Regions from separate parts of the Homo sapiens genome. Here regions 1 and 3 are each linked to region 2. The links are chromatin loops, found by intact Hi-C in ENCODE. Cell type or tissue: K562. All regions are shown on one strand.

Evidence for each region. A loop is a pair of places that touch in the nucleus more often than their neighbours do. Peaks named below come from ENCODE experiments on the same cell type or tissue, not always from the same donor. Only the 100,000 strongest peaks of a DNase experiment are listed, where the experiment ranks them.
Region 1: a loop joins it to region 2, with 6 times the contacts of the local background. A loop is called at or near these places in 4 of 110 quality-filtered maps.
Region 3: a loop joins it to region 2, with 8 times the contacts of the local background. A loop is called at or near these places in 2 of 110 quality-filtered maps.

Annotation. Positions count from the first base shown.
Region 1 is chr11:125,921,181-125,926,180 of GRCh38, reverse strand. It overlaps DDX25 (DEAD-box helicase 25), which reads right to left. Exons shown (of 12, transcript NM_013264.5): 11 at 4,802-4,990; 12 at 1-3,361. The coding sequence ends at 3,300. It overlaps DDX25-AS1 (DDX25 antisense RNA 1), which reads left to right. Exons shown (of 4, transcript NR_199024.1): 3 at 75-177; 4 at 646-2,762. Among named protein-coding and RNA genes, the nearest start is that of DDX25-AS1, 15 kb to the left of the region's middle. In K562, a CTCF peak has its summit at 2,967 (motif pointing left); a DNase peak (open chromatin) is centred at 2,950; H3K27me3 peaks cover 3,927 bases.
Region 2 is chr11:126,308,114-126,313,113 of GRCh38, reverse strand. All of the region lies in intron 2 of DCPS (decapping enzyme, scavenger), which reads right to left. Among named protein-coding and RNA genes, the nearest start is that of TIRAP-AS1, 6.3 kb to the right of the region's middle. RefSeq lists an enhancer at 1,627-1,696. In K562, a CTCF peak has its summit at 2,447 (motif pointing left); a DNase peak (open chromatin) is centred at 2,413.
Region 3 is chr11:126,713,605-126,718,604 of GRCh38, reverse strand. The region is part of intron 1 of KIRREL3 (kirre like nephrin family adhesion molecule 3); the gene reads left to right. Among named protein-coding and RNA genes, the nearest start is that of KIRREL3-AS4, 63 kb to the right of the region's middle. RefSeq lists an enhancer at 1,817-2,111. In K562, a CTCF peak has its summit at 1,960 (motif pointing left); a DNase peak (open chromatin) is centred at 1,964; H3K27me3 peaks cover 680 bases.

The DNA.
Region 1 (5,000 bases), 390 kb after region 2:
CCGGTTCAGAGAGCAAAGTGCAGGCCCATCCCAACAGCTGGACTGTCTCTGCAGGGGTTCTCTTTCTAATCTAGGTCCTGCCTTGAATCAAAAGGAAGGAGACTGAGCCTCTCAGAGGACCAGGAACCAAGCCAAGGCTTGACAAAACCAGCCTCTCTCTCTCTGCTGTCTGGAAAGGTACTGCCCACCACCCACCACCCCCATCACTCCTCTAAGATTTTCCACTGTTGGTCATATGTGCAGAGACTGCCAGCAGCTTTCATGGTGACCGAGCTTTGCTGAGGAGGATCAACACTTTCTCATGACCAAAAGCAATAATGTCTCTTGAAAAGCGGCTGTCACACATCCTACCAGACTATGACCAACTTATTTGCCTTTCCTATTATTAATGGTTGCCTTAGATCCAGCACCTAACATCATAGCAGCCGTGTTCCATGCGAGGTGTTCACTTACCCACTGGAAATCACAGTCCTGCTCTACGTAATCATGAATTTCAATATGCTAACAGTATTAAGCTGGCCAAGATAAACTTAACGGATTTGGTTTAGTATTTGGTGCCAAGAAACATACAGCTGATGAACCCAGCTCACAGTTGCACTGAAATCACCTGGTGTTTCCTTGCCTCTCTATCTACTCTGTCCTCAGGCAGGCACTGAGAGAGATGACCTTGGCCAGGCCATGCAGGAAGACGGGAAAATTGCTTACAGCTCTGACAGGAGCTGCACCCTGCAAAAAACAGCCTTTGGATTGTTGACTCACCAAACTAGCCAGTTCGTGTTAATGCAGCTGTGACACAGGATGGCTTTGCTGCCTCCTAGGTGGTGAGACAAAGGGACGTGAGGAGGGGGCAAAAGGGAACGCAGAAAAATACCTGGTTCATGCAGACCTGTGGGAACAGCTGCCAAACAAAAATTACTGAGGACATTTGTGAGGGTAACTGGCGGAGATCTTACCAGAGATTTGAACTGTAAAGGAAAGTGGTAAAGTTTTATTTAGGACACCCCAAGGCGGAGCTGAGCACGGTGGAAGGTCCAACTCGATTCTCGAATAGTAAGAGAACAAAGTATCTGGATACACTTCTCATGCTCATTCATCCTGTGCCATGTAATTGGGGTTCAAAACTAGGATGGAAAACCTAAAAAAAAATTATTAGTGAATGAGGAAGTGGCAAAAGAAAAAAAAATTTACTCAACAAAGACAAAGGTTCCTTGGGCACTTAGAATGCACTGGGCACTGTGTTAGGGGTATTGAGTGGACAAGAGTGATCACCAGCTTCCAGTCCAGAGAGAAGGGCAGATGTAGGATAAGGAGAACCAGGATGGACACCGAGCAGCAGGAGTTCCATGTGTTACAAGTTCTGTCCCCAAGGGCCTCTCTGCCTGAGGGTCTCCCGCTGGGACGGCCATCTTCGTTACCACTGCTCTACCTGCACTTGCGGCTCCCTTATGGAAGTGGGTATTTCTGGGCTCTGCCCTCGGAGAGTCTGCTTTCATCTGCATGGGGAAGGAAATCTGTATTTTTTTCCCCGGGCTCTCCAGGTAATTATGGTAAGCTGGGTCTGGAACACTTCCTCTCGTAGACTCAGGTTAGAAAGTTGCTGGGTGGTACAAAGTCCATGCTGAGAAGGCACAGTTGAATACATCCTGCTCTCCTGTAGGAGATCCTGAGTGTCCTCTCCTCTGGGAGCCAGCCTAGATGGTGTTAGGGTCCCTCCTCTGTGCTACACTAGTGATCTGGGCCCGCTTGCTTTAGCACAGTCTGTTATCATGCTGGCTTATTCTAGGTCTCTGCCATTAGGCTCTGAATTCCAACATGGCTGTTGTATCTCACTCACCTCCTTTTCCCTGGTGTTTGGCATAAAGGGTATACAATAAATATCTGTTGCTAAATGAGGGAGGGGAGCGCGTTTTTTTTGAGATAGAGTCTCACTCTGTCGCCCAGGCTGGAATGCAGTGGCACGATCTCGGCTCACTGCAATCTCGGCCTCCTGGGTTCAAGTGATTCTCCTGCCTCAGCCTCCTGAGTAGCTGGGATTACAGGCACGCGTACCACCACGCCCAGCTAATTTTTATATTTTTAGTAGAGAAGGGGTTTCACCATGTTGGTAAGGCTGGTCTTAACTCCTGACCTCGTGATCCGCCCTCCTTGGCCTCCCAAAGTGCTAGGATTACAGGTGTGAGCCACTGTGCCCAGCCACGTGATGATTTTTATGTATTTCTGAGCCCTGCTCTCCGGGAGAAAACATGGGCAGGGTGACATGGAAGAGGGATATCAAAATAGATATGCCAGGAACCACCATGCCACCGATGACAGGGCCACTCACTGCAGCCACTGGTGCAGTTTGGTGCCGTGACAGAGCTGGTACCGGCGCTCTGGTTACAAGATCCGCTCCGGCTTTCTGGGGGACTCTCCATTTACCCCATCTTCTCAAGCTCACTACACTTTACTTTTGAGTAGGAAATATGAAAAATTAAAAAGTATCTCAATGGGTCTTGTGGGAAAATGTCCAGGATTCTGACATACCTTTAAATTCTTAAAAGCAAAAAACTTTTGCTCTCTAAAATGTTACTTCTTTAATAGGGTATGTGGGTTTTTTTTTTACCCTCCCGACTGCTTTTAAGAAATGCCCATAATACAGCCACACTTTTAGAGACTATGAAATAACTGATGAGGGAGTAAATCTTTAATTTGAAGAGAAGCAAAATAGAAAAATACTCTGAAATTCTGTATGTCCCTTGAAACATTAAAGAAGTAAAATACTCTTTCTTTCAAATGGTTTCACTTTTTAAAAGTTTTAATCTGTACTTTCACTTAAGAACATGCATGTGCATGCATGGGGGAGTTTAAGGCGGGGAGCGGGGAAAGGCATAAATGGCTGGAAAGGGCACCTGTGAGTGAGGTCTGAAGACATGGGCTTTTTCCTACTCGCTCCGCTTCCAAAATCAGCGAAGCTCTACCGCCCTCTTGTGACACAGTAAGATGCTCCCAAGAGGCACGATCTGCTCAGATTGTATCAACCAAATCCAAAAACACCCCCATAGCCCACATTGAGACATTACCTGTACAAAGATTAGAATAAGAAATAATCTTGCCTTTTTTTTATTCAAAAGGATCACAAGCTTCACATCAATTTGGCTTCAAAAAGACCTCATGTCTTAAAACTAAGTACCGTGACATTTATTTTGCCATCTGTGACAGTTTCACGTCGAAAAAGCCTCAACATAAAAAAATTACCTTCAAAACCCACTGAGACATTCTCACATAAACTAGGATACTGCACAAACAATAAAGTTCTTTCTTCAATAGTCAATCTTTTCAATTTCATCCATGTCTTCAGCGTTGAGTTGCTTAATACTGCTGTCTAAAAGAACAAAAGAGAACAGAACTAGTCTCATGTCAGGGTCTAAATGGAACTTCATTCCATCCATATTTCTGAAGACAGTGATACCTCGTATAAAAAGCCTTGGTATAGGAACATAAGGAAGGAAGGGTGCCAAAATCACTGACCAATACTAACTCAAACAGCATCAAATGCACCAGACCATGGAATGTATGTATCTAGATACGCTGGGGCAGAGAAGGCCAGAGTGGAAGTGAGGAGAGCCTGGGAGGGACTGAGGCTCTTCTACTGCAGTCACTTCCTGAGACCAGGGCCTTAGAAGCTCACCATAGCGACAGTGGCCTTAACACATCTTCCTCACCCTGTCCTCCCCAGTTAGCCTAACACAGGGGCACTTAACCTACTTCCCTGAAAGGTCGGTGGATGTGCTACACTCAGTCTGCCAACCTGTGAAAATTATATTCCAAATGGCATGTGTGTGCCTGTGTGCACTTCCCTGGGGACAGCGCTTATTGCTTTCTACAAGGTTAAGTACCACTGTCCTGGAAGGTGTTCCTTCTCCCCTGCTCCCCAGCCACATCCATGGGCTTTGGGGCACAGGACAATTTGAACCATGGGACCTTTTGAGTTTCCATCAGAGAAATCTGCCAGTCCAGAGTTCCAGCAGGCCATCATCAGAGCCTGCCTTGTTTAGATGGGGGGCTGGAGGAAAGGTCGCGGACTTCAGAATTTAGGACTTTCCTGTTTGGGAGGGTGGGCAAGAGGAGGGAAAAAGCGTAAGTAAAAGAGGAGAACTGAAGAGAATCTTAAAGGATGTTACTACTTTGCTTAGGGAATTTCTTTATAAGATACGAAAATCTGCTTCTGTAATCTGCTCTGCCTTCACAAGATGTGAAATTCTGACTCCAGAATGAGTTATAACATGTAAATCTGAGCTCAAATTTTATTTTTTTGAGACGCAGTCTCACTCTTTCGCCAGGCTGGAGTGCAGTTGTGCGACCTCAGCTCACTGCAACCTCCGCCTCCTGGGTTCAAGCGATTCTCCTGCCTCAGCCTCTCCAGCAGCTGAGACTACAGGCATGTGCCACCACGCCCAGCTAATTTTTGTATTGTTAGTAGAGATGGGGTTTTACCATGTTGGCCAGGATGGTCTGGATTTCCTGACCTCATGATCTGACCACCTCGGCCTCCCAAAGTGCTGGGATTACAGGTGTGAGCTGCCACACCCGGCCTGAGCTCATATTAATTCTGCTTGATCAAAATAATTTTTAATTACCATATAAGCATTATTTAATCATCTGTCTCATATTAGAACCCTGGTCCTGTGAATTAGAAGCCTTCCAGCTCATGCATTCTGCTTCTACTACTCTCATGAGCCCCTGGACTCCAGCTCTCCAGCACACATCATCACTGTCAGACCGGCAGGTCTGTAGTTCATATTGTGAGGGTGGTGCTACTTACTAAAGTGGTCCTGGATTTTCATGAGCGAGGGCAGCTCATCTACTTCAATCATGTTGAAGGCAAGGCCTTTTTTCCCAAAGCGCCCCGTCCGCCCTATGCGGTGGAGGTAGGTCTCATAGTCCGGCTCCTCTCCTTGTTTTACAGGGAGATCAAAGTTCACAACAATTGTGACCTGCTTCACATCAATCCCTAGAAGAGG
Region 2 (5,000 bases):
CTGGATTTCTGAGCCACACCTCTCTCCCTGCTATCTCCCCCTTCTTCCCCAGGTAAAGGAGAACAGACCGCAATAAAGGGCTCCATTGACAGGCCGCAGGGTGACAGCTATGGCAGAAAGGAGATGCAGGCCCTGCCCAGCCTGGAGGGTCAGAGGAAGCTCTCAGGTGCCAGCCTTCGGGCCATTAGCTCCTCACATGTGCCACACAGCAACAGGAAGAAGAAAGGAAACCTACCCATGGGCAGAGCCAGTCACTTTTCCATGTTATATATATTATTCCATTTAAAGCTCACATAAATTGAAAGGTGGAAAAAAATAAGAGGCAACACCATAATTACACTTATTGGATACAGACCATATGACAGCTACTGTGCCACGTGCTCTATACACCTTCTCTTAATGGGTCCTAATCCAGGACAGTGGCCATGAAGTCAATTTAGGGGATTAAGACCAGCATTTTAAAAAAGGAAACCAGCTGGGCGTGGTGGCTCACTCCTGTAATCCCAGCACTCTGAGCAGCCAAAGCGGGCGGATCACCCGAGATCAGGAGTTTGAGACCAGCCTGGCCAACGTGGTGAAAACCCATCTCTATTAAAAATACAAAAAAATTAGCTGGGTGTGGTGGCGGGTGCCTGTAGTCCCAGCTACTCAGGAGGCTGAGGCAGGAGAATGGCTTGAACCCGGGAGGTGGAGGTTGCAGTGAGCCGAGATCGCACCACTGCACTCCAGCCTGGGTGACAGAGAGAGATTCTGCCCCAAAAATAAATAAATAATTTTAAAAATTAAAAAATAAAAAAGGAAACCAATAAGGCTGAAACTAGATAGGAAATACTACAGAGTATGCCATAGCGGATGGGTAAGCATTGTTTAAAGTTTCACTTCTGGCCAGATGCGGTGGCTCACGCCTGTACTCTCAGCACTCTGGGAGGCCGAGGCAGGTGGATCACCTGAGGTCAGGAGTCCGAGACTAGCCTGGCCAATGTGGTGAAACCCCATCTCTACTAAAAACACAAAAATTAGCCAGGCATGGTGGAGGATGCCTGTAATCCCAGCTACTCGGGAGGCTGAGGCTGGAGAATCACTCGAACCCGGGAGGCAGGGGTTGCAGTAAGCCAATATCGCGCCATTGCACTCTAGCCTGGATGACAAGAGCAAAACTCCGTCTCAAAAACAAACTAACTAACTAACTCAATAAATAAAGTTTCATTTCTATTCATGTCTATTAGTCCATGTGTAATAGACCATAATGTGAAACATATCTCTCACTGCGGGCAGTGGCTAAAGTTGTGAAAACTTCCTTATGTGTTTCATAACCTACCCACTGAGGTAAGTTCAGTTTCTAACCTAATTTAACAGAAAATAACTGAAGCTACTTCCCCAACTTCATCTGTAGTACACACCCCTGCCACCATCCCACCCCATCACTCCTGACATAACAGCCTCATTTCTGTTCTTCTTTCCATCCCCAGAACACGTGCTATTCCTCAGCCCAGAGTGTTCTCCCCTCTTTGCACAGCTGGCTTCTTCCCATCTTTCAGGCCTCAGCCTGGGTGTCAGCTCCACTGCAGAGAGCCCTCCTAGAGCCCTGGTCTGAGTAGGCTCTCTCCTGCTCATGGCCACTCAGACATCTGCTTCCTTGTTTGCTGTCTGCCTTCCCCACTAGAACTGCAAAGACAGGGAGACATCGGTTATCTTCACCAACACAGACCTTGCTTCTACTAGAGTAGCTGGCACATAGCAGACACTTCACATTTGTTAAATGAATAAAGAAATGTCCCAGGTCCTCATGGTTAGCAAATGGCAAAGCCAGGATTCGCACCCAGGTCTGCCTGACGTGAGGCTTGTTCTCAGCACTGGCACTGTGCTAAAACTCAGAAACAGCATGTTGCTGCCCCAGTGCATGCCATGAGAAAGCATGAGTGCCCCAGCATGACTAACTCCTAAAGCCCATGCTCTCTCCATTATGTCGTTGGGATGGACATTGCAGCTGGAAGGATGAGTGGCTCACACGAGCAGCCTCTTGCAGTCAGCTGAGAACGTGGAGGGGATAAACGAATGAGGAGACTGCAAAACCTCCAGACTTGAAGAGGAAAAGAAAGTTGCCAGTGACCAGAGGAATACCAGAAAAAAATCAGCTGAGCCCATGATTTCTACTGTGGCCAGCTCAGAAATGAGGGGTGGGGGCTCCCCTAGGCAAACAGTATTCTAGGAAGGAGGTCTAAAGAAGCAGCCAGAGACAGCAGAAAAACTCAAAGGCACAACCATGCAGGGGGACAGAGGGCTGAGGCTGCAGGAACTGCACATTCAGGGCCCTCGGGGTGGGCAGCATTGAGTTGACTCCAAGGCTGGGACTGGAGAGGGAGGTCCCAGGCTCTGACTTAGCTGGCCTTCCCACAGAGGGGACAGCTGGAGTGGGCCACAGGACTATTTTGGCAATGCTGCCACCTTGTGGCTGTGGAATGCCCAGCCCACAGGAAAACAAATCTACACATAGGTCAGTTTGTGGGTTCATTCTTCACTTATTGAAAGCACCTAATATGGGCGACATGGCTCCAACCTTCGAGGACCTCACCCCTTATATCCAGGCAGTGACCAAACTCTCCTCTTTTCACCACTATGTCCCCACCCCTGACCCCAAACAAGACTGTGAGGGCAAGGATGGTATCTTACTCATCTCTGAAGCTACGGTACGCGGCATAGGGCCTGGCACATGAGACTAATAACAGCAGCTACTACTTAGTATTGTGCTCAGTGCTTTTAAGTACATTAGCGCATCGGATTCTTGAATTGCACCTATGAGACCTCCAAATGGAGATGTCAAGGAGGGCTTTATTTCAATATGAGCCCGGAGTTCTTGGAGAGGTCAAGGATGGAGAAATAAAGGTGGGCGTCGCCGGCATACAGATGGTGTTTTTTTAAAGACCAGTGCCTCTCAAAGTTTTACGTGCATATGGCTCACCAGGGAGTTGTGCTAAAATGCAGACTCCAGTGATTCTGTAGTCTGAAATGGGGAGGAGATTCTGTTTTACCAGACTCCCAGGTGGTGCGAATACTGCTGGTTCACAAACCACACTTTGAGTGGTAAAAATCTGGAACAGAGGTTAACAAACTATGGCCAGCTGGACCTCTATTTGTACAATCAGCAAACCAAGAGTGATATTTTCATTTTCACAGGGGTTGAGAAAAAGAAGAAGGAAGGAGAAGGCAGAAAAGGCAGAAGAAGAAGGGGTTGGGAAGGAAGATGGGAGGAAAAGAAGAAGAGGAGACAGAGACCATTTGTGCCTCACAAGGCCTAAAATATTGACTCTTTGGTTTTTGACAGAAAAAGTTTGACAATCCTGACCTCAAATATCACCCAGGGAAAAGCTATGCAGCTAAACAAGGGAGCAACCGGGCCCTGAAGCAAACCGCTGCGACTTCCAAATCCCCATCCCTAGTTTTGGTAGGAAAAGCAGGAGCGAAAGGCACCGCATGTACAGTCGGCCCTCCGTATTGTGGGTTCCATATCTGTGGATTCAACCAAATGAAGAATAAAAATACTTAAAAAAAGAAGGACATTGCGTCTGTATTGAATACGTACAGACTTTTCTTGTCATTATTACCTAAAAAACATGGTATAATAACTATTTACATAGCATTTACATTGTAGCAGGCAGGAGATGTGCTTAGGGTACATGCAAATACTACACCATTTTATATCAGGGACTTGAGCATCCACAGATTTTAGTATCCAAGGAGAGTCCTGGAACCAATCCCCAGTGGATACTGAGGGATGACTTATATACCAAGAAGGCAGGAAGGCCAGGGGCAGCGGCTCATGCCTGTAACTGTAATCCCAGCACTTTGGATCACCTGAGATCAGGAGTTCGAGACCAGCCTGGCCAACATGGTGAAACCCCATCTCTATTAAAAATACAAAAATTAGCTGGGCGTGGTGGTGTGTGCCTGTAAATCCCAGCTACTCGGGAGGCTGAGGCAGGAAAACCACTTGAACCTGGGAGGCGGAGGTTGCAGTGAGCCAAGAACGTGCCATTGCACTCCAGTCTGGGTGACAAGAGCAAAACTCCATCTCAAAAAAAAAAAAAAAAAGGGGCAGGAAAAGAAAAGATGAACTAACATCTGAGGCTCCCAGGTGGGTGGGGGTGGCCCTGGAGACACCTGGGGTTCTGAGTGGGAACAAGGACTTGTGGTGGGCCAATAACCCACTGCCTCTTTCAGTGCTTATCTTGGGAAAAACAATAGAAACAGAAAGGGCGAGCAGGGACTACCTCCACTTGTGTGCAATGCCACAGAAGGACTGGGAAAATAAAAAGGACAGCCTGTGAATTCCACAGGGTTCATCTGTCGGGCAGAACCTTCTGAATTTTGGCCAAGGGTGGGGAGGGTGGGTAGAGGGATTTCGGAAGGTGAGGGAAAGGGTGTGGCAGTAAAATAATAGCCCCTAGAGCCTGCAATGCAGGGGGCCACCCCAAGTTGTGTTTGGCCACGGTGCCTTCTGTCATTCTTCTGCCGCCCTGTGCTGAGGAATACATTTGCTTAAACGTCACTGCCTGAGAAAGGAAATACAGCTGTCCATTTCCATCAACTTGCACCAATTAATCTGGCTTTTGCTCAATGGAAGACAAGGCTGTTTTGCATTAAGTCATGAAAGGTTTGCTTGTCTCACCATGAAGTGTTCACATATTTCCAAAGGACAACAATAGCACCCTTTCATGGAGGGCAGAAAAGAATATCTATCAAAAGACTGTGGGGCAAGATATCTGCAAAGCCAGACCGCTCTTAAATGCTGGAGGGCAAACAAGAAGACAGAAGGATATGACAAAGTCACCATGTGCTGTAAAACAAATTCCAGAATTTGCTGGTTGGAAGGAATCTTTAAGGTCAACCAGTCTCACTCATGTTTCCAACAAAGCTGCCTACAAAATCTAACCATCTTGAGAAAAAATGCACATGTCACACCTGGCTTTTGGCATGGAATATTCTTTTTAATAAATTAAGAA
Region 3 (5,000 bases), 410 kb before region 2:
CTTCCTTCCCCAGTTTGCCCTCCAGCATTTCTCTGAGGACCTCTGACTCATCCAGAGAAACTTGGATGGCCCTTCTGCTGCTAATGCTGCTTAAAGGCCAGCAGGGCCAAAAGCAGGCACAGCCAAGTGTTTCCAGTGCCCCCAAACACCCTCGTCCTTATATTTGTCTCAATAGCTTAGTGTCTGTGATTTGGTGAGTCATCTTTCTATGGCAATTTTTCATTTCCGTGCAGCCTCTTGGAGTTGGGTTCCGCAACTTGCACCTGCATGCAGCTAGGATCTTCAAAGAGCTGCTTCCCACTGAGTGAGCCCAGCCAGGGAGCCCCTGCCCCTCCCTCAGAGCCATAGCACAGAAGAGGTGGGTGTCTGGCTGCAGTTCTGGGTGGGCCCGCCTGCCTGAGCCTGAGGCAGAGGGCAGAAATGTGGCTGCAGGAGATGGAAGGGTGTGAGAGAGCCCAGAGCTGGGATGCAAGCCCTCCTCTCAGCGCAAATTCCGGTGATGCTACCTTGCCCAGGTAGGAGATCATTGAATCTCTTACCCAGAAAGACAAAGCTCTTGTCATGAGGCAAGGGATATTTTAACTTCTATCCATGAACCTCCCAATGAAAAAATGTAGAGTTCTGTCAAAACAGGTTAGCATATTAGCAATCACGGCTCACTACCATCTGTATTTGTTCCATTTGTGCCGTTTATGATGGTTATCCACATTAATTATTTCACTGCTAAAGTCCCTTCTAATTTCTGAACACTGTTATTTCTAAGAAAGATGGATATTAGATATGCCACACATCAGCGCAGGGTGGCATTACAGCATGCCATTAAGTTCAGATGCTGAGGCTCGGCAGAAAATAATTTTGCTATTTGTAATTGCAATAAAGTGTTTTATGTTGTGGCTCAACATGAAGAATAGCACTGATGGAAGCTGACTACTTAGTTTGGCAATGACTCTGAACTCATTAAAACAGACGAGAACCACTAGGTGGGGGTGACTGGCCAGCAGGAGGACAGAGATGAGTGAGGATGGAGGACAAGGTGTGTGGTGACAGCCATTCCCAAGCCTGGCCACGCCAACCTGCCTGAGCAGAGTCTACAAGGAACAGTTCCCCGCGAGAACTTTCAAAGCATCTGAGTCAATAGATCTAGGGTAATAGGGTAAGGCATAGCCAACAGCTGGGACATTCTATCACTGCTGGTTCACATAGCCACTTGTACAACAGTGGCACCTTCAGAGCAGTGACCACTGTCAAAGTACTTGAGTTTATAAACTATAATCACGCTTCCACTATTTCATTAAATAACATGACAGCCTTGGACGGGAGCTGTTATTGTTAGCATATCCAAGACACCATAGAATAATTAGCTTCTCTCCTAACTCCCAACCTCAGGCTTCCGAAAGGATGCCAGTGGGTTCAACAGCTAAAGTCCAGCGAGGACAGCCTTGAAGGTAAGGACCAGCGTGAAGGTCTAAGGAAGGCAAAGAAATCTCCCTTTGTGGCGTTCTTTGTTTTAAAGTGATGTTTGAGATGGTGATCTGACCTGGGTGAGGAAGAATCAAATGCTTCTTCCAGAACCCTTCCAGTTCAAGCACGTGTTCATCCTCCCATTGGTCATTCATCTGTCAAAAACGCACCAAATCATCTTGGATGCGCTGAGCTCTATGCCTGCCCTAGGCTCATTCCCGCCTTCCCAGGTAACCAGGGCAAATGAGTCAGCAGCCAACAAGCAGGGGAAAGGAAACAAAACAGGCACCCACTGCAAATAATGGGTGGATCCCATCTAGATGAGGTCCAGTATAAAATGAAAATCAGCTAGAAAGAATCAGCTGTTACTCTCCCCCACACTTCCCCCCCCCCCCAACACACACACACTCACACTCACACTCAGGCTAGTAAATACCTTCTTTGACTGATATGGCCAGTTTTCAGATGCATTTGGCTGTTTCTTCCAGGGTGATAGCTCCCCCTGGTGTTTGGAGGCCCAGGTTTTCACAGGCCACAGTGAGTGTCCCCAGGAATCTTCTGTGCTCCATCAGTATCACTTAGATGGGAGCTAGAGATCCATAAAAGTCAGTCCCTTCCTGTTTCCCTGGGATGTGGCTGACCTGTGTCATCTGAAACAGGCTTTGTCCCCTGAGCTCCAATCCTAACCTCCCTACAGCCTCAACGCTGTGGTTCTGGGCAAAGTTATTGAAACTCAGAGCACCCATCCCTCACCTATAAAAATGAGGGAGATAACACCAAGGTGGTGTTAGCATGAGATCAAATAATAATGAAATGACACCTAGCTCAATGCGTGACACCTAGCAGGTGCTCCATACATATTAGCTGCTTTGCTCTTCTTAGTTTAAGAGTTTCAAAATCTTGCTCTCCAGCTCCCTCCCTTCCTCTTTCTTCCTCCGCCTCCCTCTCCTTCCCAAATCTTTATTCTAACCTTACTCTTTCTTTCATAGCTCCCTCCTATCTGTTCCTCCTTCTCCCCTCCTGTCTCCCTATCACTCTCTCCATCTCCTTTCTTCTTTTTCCTTCTTTCTCATCACCTCCCACATTCCCCCTCACCTCCCTGTCTGCCTCTTTTCCCACACCTCTTCCTCCGCCCTTCTCCTGCCCAACCTCATGCCTAAGAACTAACATTGGGTGTATGGAGGGTACTCTCTGAAGATAAATTGCATCCTGTGCTAAGTCAGAGAGGAGCCATTTTTCCACTAGTCAATAACACTGCAGATTGCTCTTGCATTCTTCAGAGGAGCACCAAGGGCTTTTCTGCGCTCTTGACGGTGGAACACTGGCCTCTCTGCAACCGTGTTCATCGTGGATGGTGTTTGAACATTCTCTGTCTTCCCTCTTGCTCTTGTGCAGTCTCTCTGATGTTTGCCTCCCCCGCATTCTCTTTCCTCCTTTTGCCTGCCCTTCTTTTATTTCTAATCTCATTTTTGCTCTTCTCTTTAGTATGTTTCACGTGCTGTAGTCCCTTTTCCTCTTGTTTTTGATTTGCAAAATGGTCCACGTTCTCCTATATTCCCAAACTGCATTTTCTCAAGCAGCCTGCAATATTTCTTCCCTGTCACTGTAAAAGCTTTTTCATCTTCATTTGGAGCCATTTGCCCTGATCATTTCTTTCCTTAAGATCACAGTGATGAGCCCATGTGGTCTTGAGCTGTCAACAATCCCCAGGAAAGGAGAGCACTGACTTAAAACTTGCATTTTAATTTGGAGACCCCCTCAGAGGCTGGCCAGGGCAGAGCAGAAGCACAGCAACTGTCCCAGACCAGCCCTGGTTGTGCACTGAGATCTTTGGGAAGATCTGAAAGGAAGGAACCTGAAAATGCTGAATAGTTTTCTTCCCCCACAAAATAGATGGGGATAGCCTGAGTAGCTCAAGACTGTTTTTCTCAACTGATTTCTTCCTCTACACAGTTCCCTTGAAAGAGGAAATAAACAATTATCCGGTGGCAAAACAGAGACTCTATTAGTTGTCTGGGCATTGTCACAAGGTGAAAGTGTCACAGGCTTGCACAAGAACCTGATCATTAGGAGGATGGAGTCCCCAGCCATGCAGCCACACAGAAAGGTGGGGTGTGAGTTTAGAATCTGAGAAAAAGATGAAGCCTGAGTCTTCACCCTGTGGCTTGACGCCTCGGGTGCCTGGGATGGGGAAGCAGGAGGAAAGTTCATGTAAGTAAAACTCCGCTGATCACCCAGCAGGGGCCTCCTTCTCTATGGTGGGATTTGGTACATAAGCCCCCACCTCAGGCAGCTCAGGGATATCCCACATCTTCCCTCAAAGCAGACCCAGAGACAAGGATTCAAATGCAAGTAGTTTGTTTCAGGGGGCGATCCCAGGAAACCCTGGTAGGGGAGGGAGGAAGTGAGTAGGAAAGGAAGGAAAGACGCCAGTAAAGGATTCATCATCATGTAGATACCACTGTGTGCAACTGGCAGTCAGCCCACCGTGCAACTCTGGGACGTGGCATTCTCCCCAAGGAGAAGTGAGGAAATTGGGGCATTTATCCCCACCAGCCCCATACCTATCATGTGTAGAGGGCTGCCTCCCAGGGCGGAAACTCTCCAGCACATGCCATTTGCCCAAGACAGAATGAGCATGTTCCCAAATGCCCCCCATCACATCTCCGTGACTCCATCACACCCGCTGTCCCACAGAGAATCGCAGGCATTAGCACAGGTTTCTTCTGCATGTCTAGTTGAATGCTAAGGGGCTGTGGCCAGAGCTGCAACAGTATCAGGGCTCGGCCTGGGCCACACGCTCCCCTCTTTATGCTGCTCTAAGCCAGGGGTCTACATGCTTCTACAAAGAGCCAGAGAGTAAATACGTTAAGCTTTGCAACCAGAAGGTCTCTGTTGCAACTCCTCCATTGATTATGTCATTGTATTGTGGCAGAGAGGCCAGAACTGTGTAAGGCAGGTAAGGTGCTCTAGGTACAAAATTGAGGGAGGCACTGACTGTCCGGGCTGTGGCTTGTGCACCAGCCTGGGAGTGAGGGTCTTCTTCAGTATTGCACCCTGGGCACCTCCCTTTCCCCTCCCCAGCCCTGGCCCTATGTGATGCAAAAGCTGCTCTACCCAATACGAATGCAGAGGGCGTGGCTGTGTTCCAACAAAACCTCCTTTACAAAAACAGTCAGGGAATCAAATTTGGTCTGCAGTCCTTAGCTGACCTGCCCTATCTAGCCAGACTGGTCTTTTAGGTCCTCCAAGCACTGTGCTCCCCCTGCAACCCATTTTCAGATGCTGTTCCGTGCTCCCCACTCAACACCTCACCTGGATATTTCCTCCTCGCCCGTCAGCCTCAGGTTGAACATCACCTCTTCAAGGAGGTCTCGCCCACTTCTGGCCAGGTCAGATCCCCCTACGGAACCCCACACCCTCCACTCTCCCTCAGCACACTTATCACCATGGTAATTGCATAGTTGATTGTGTCATTTGTTGTTGAATGTCTGTCGCCCTCTGCAGAATGTACACTCCTGTCAGTTACCAGAGCCTGT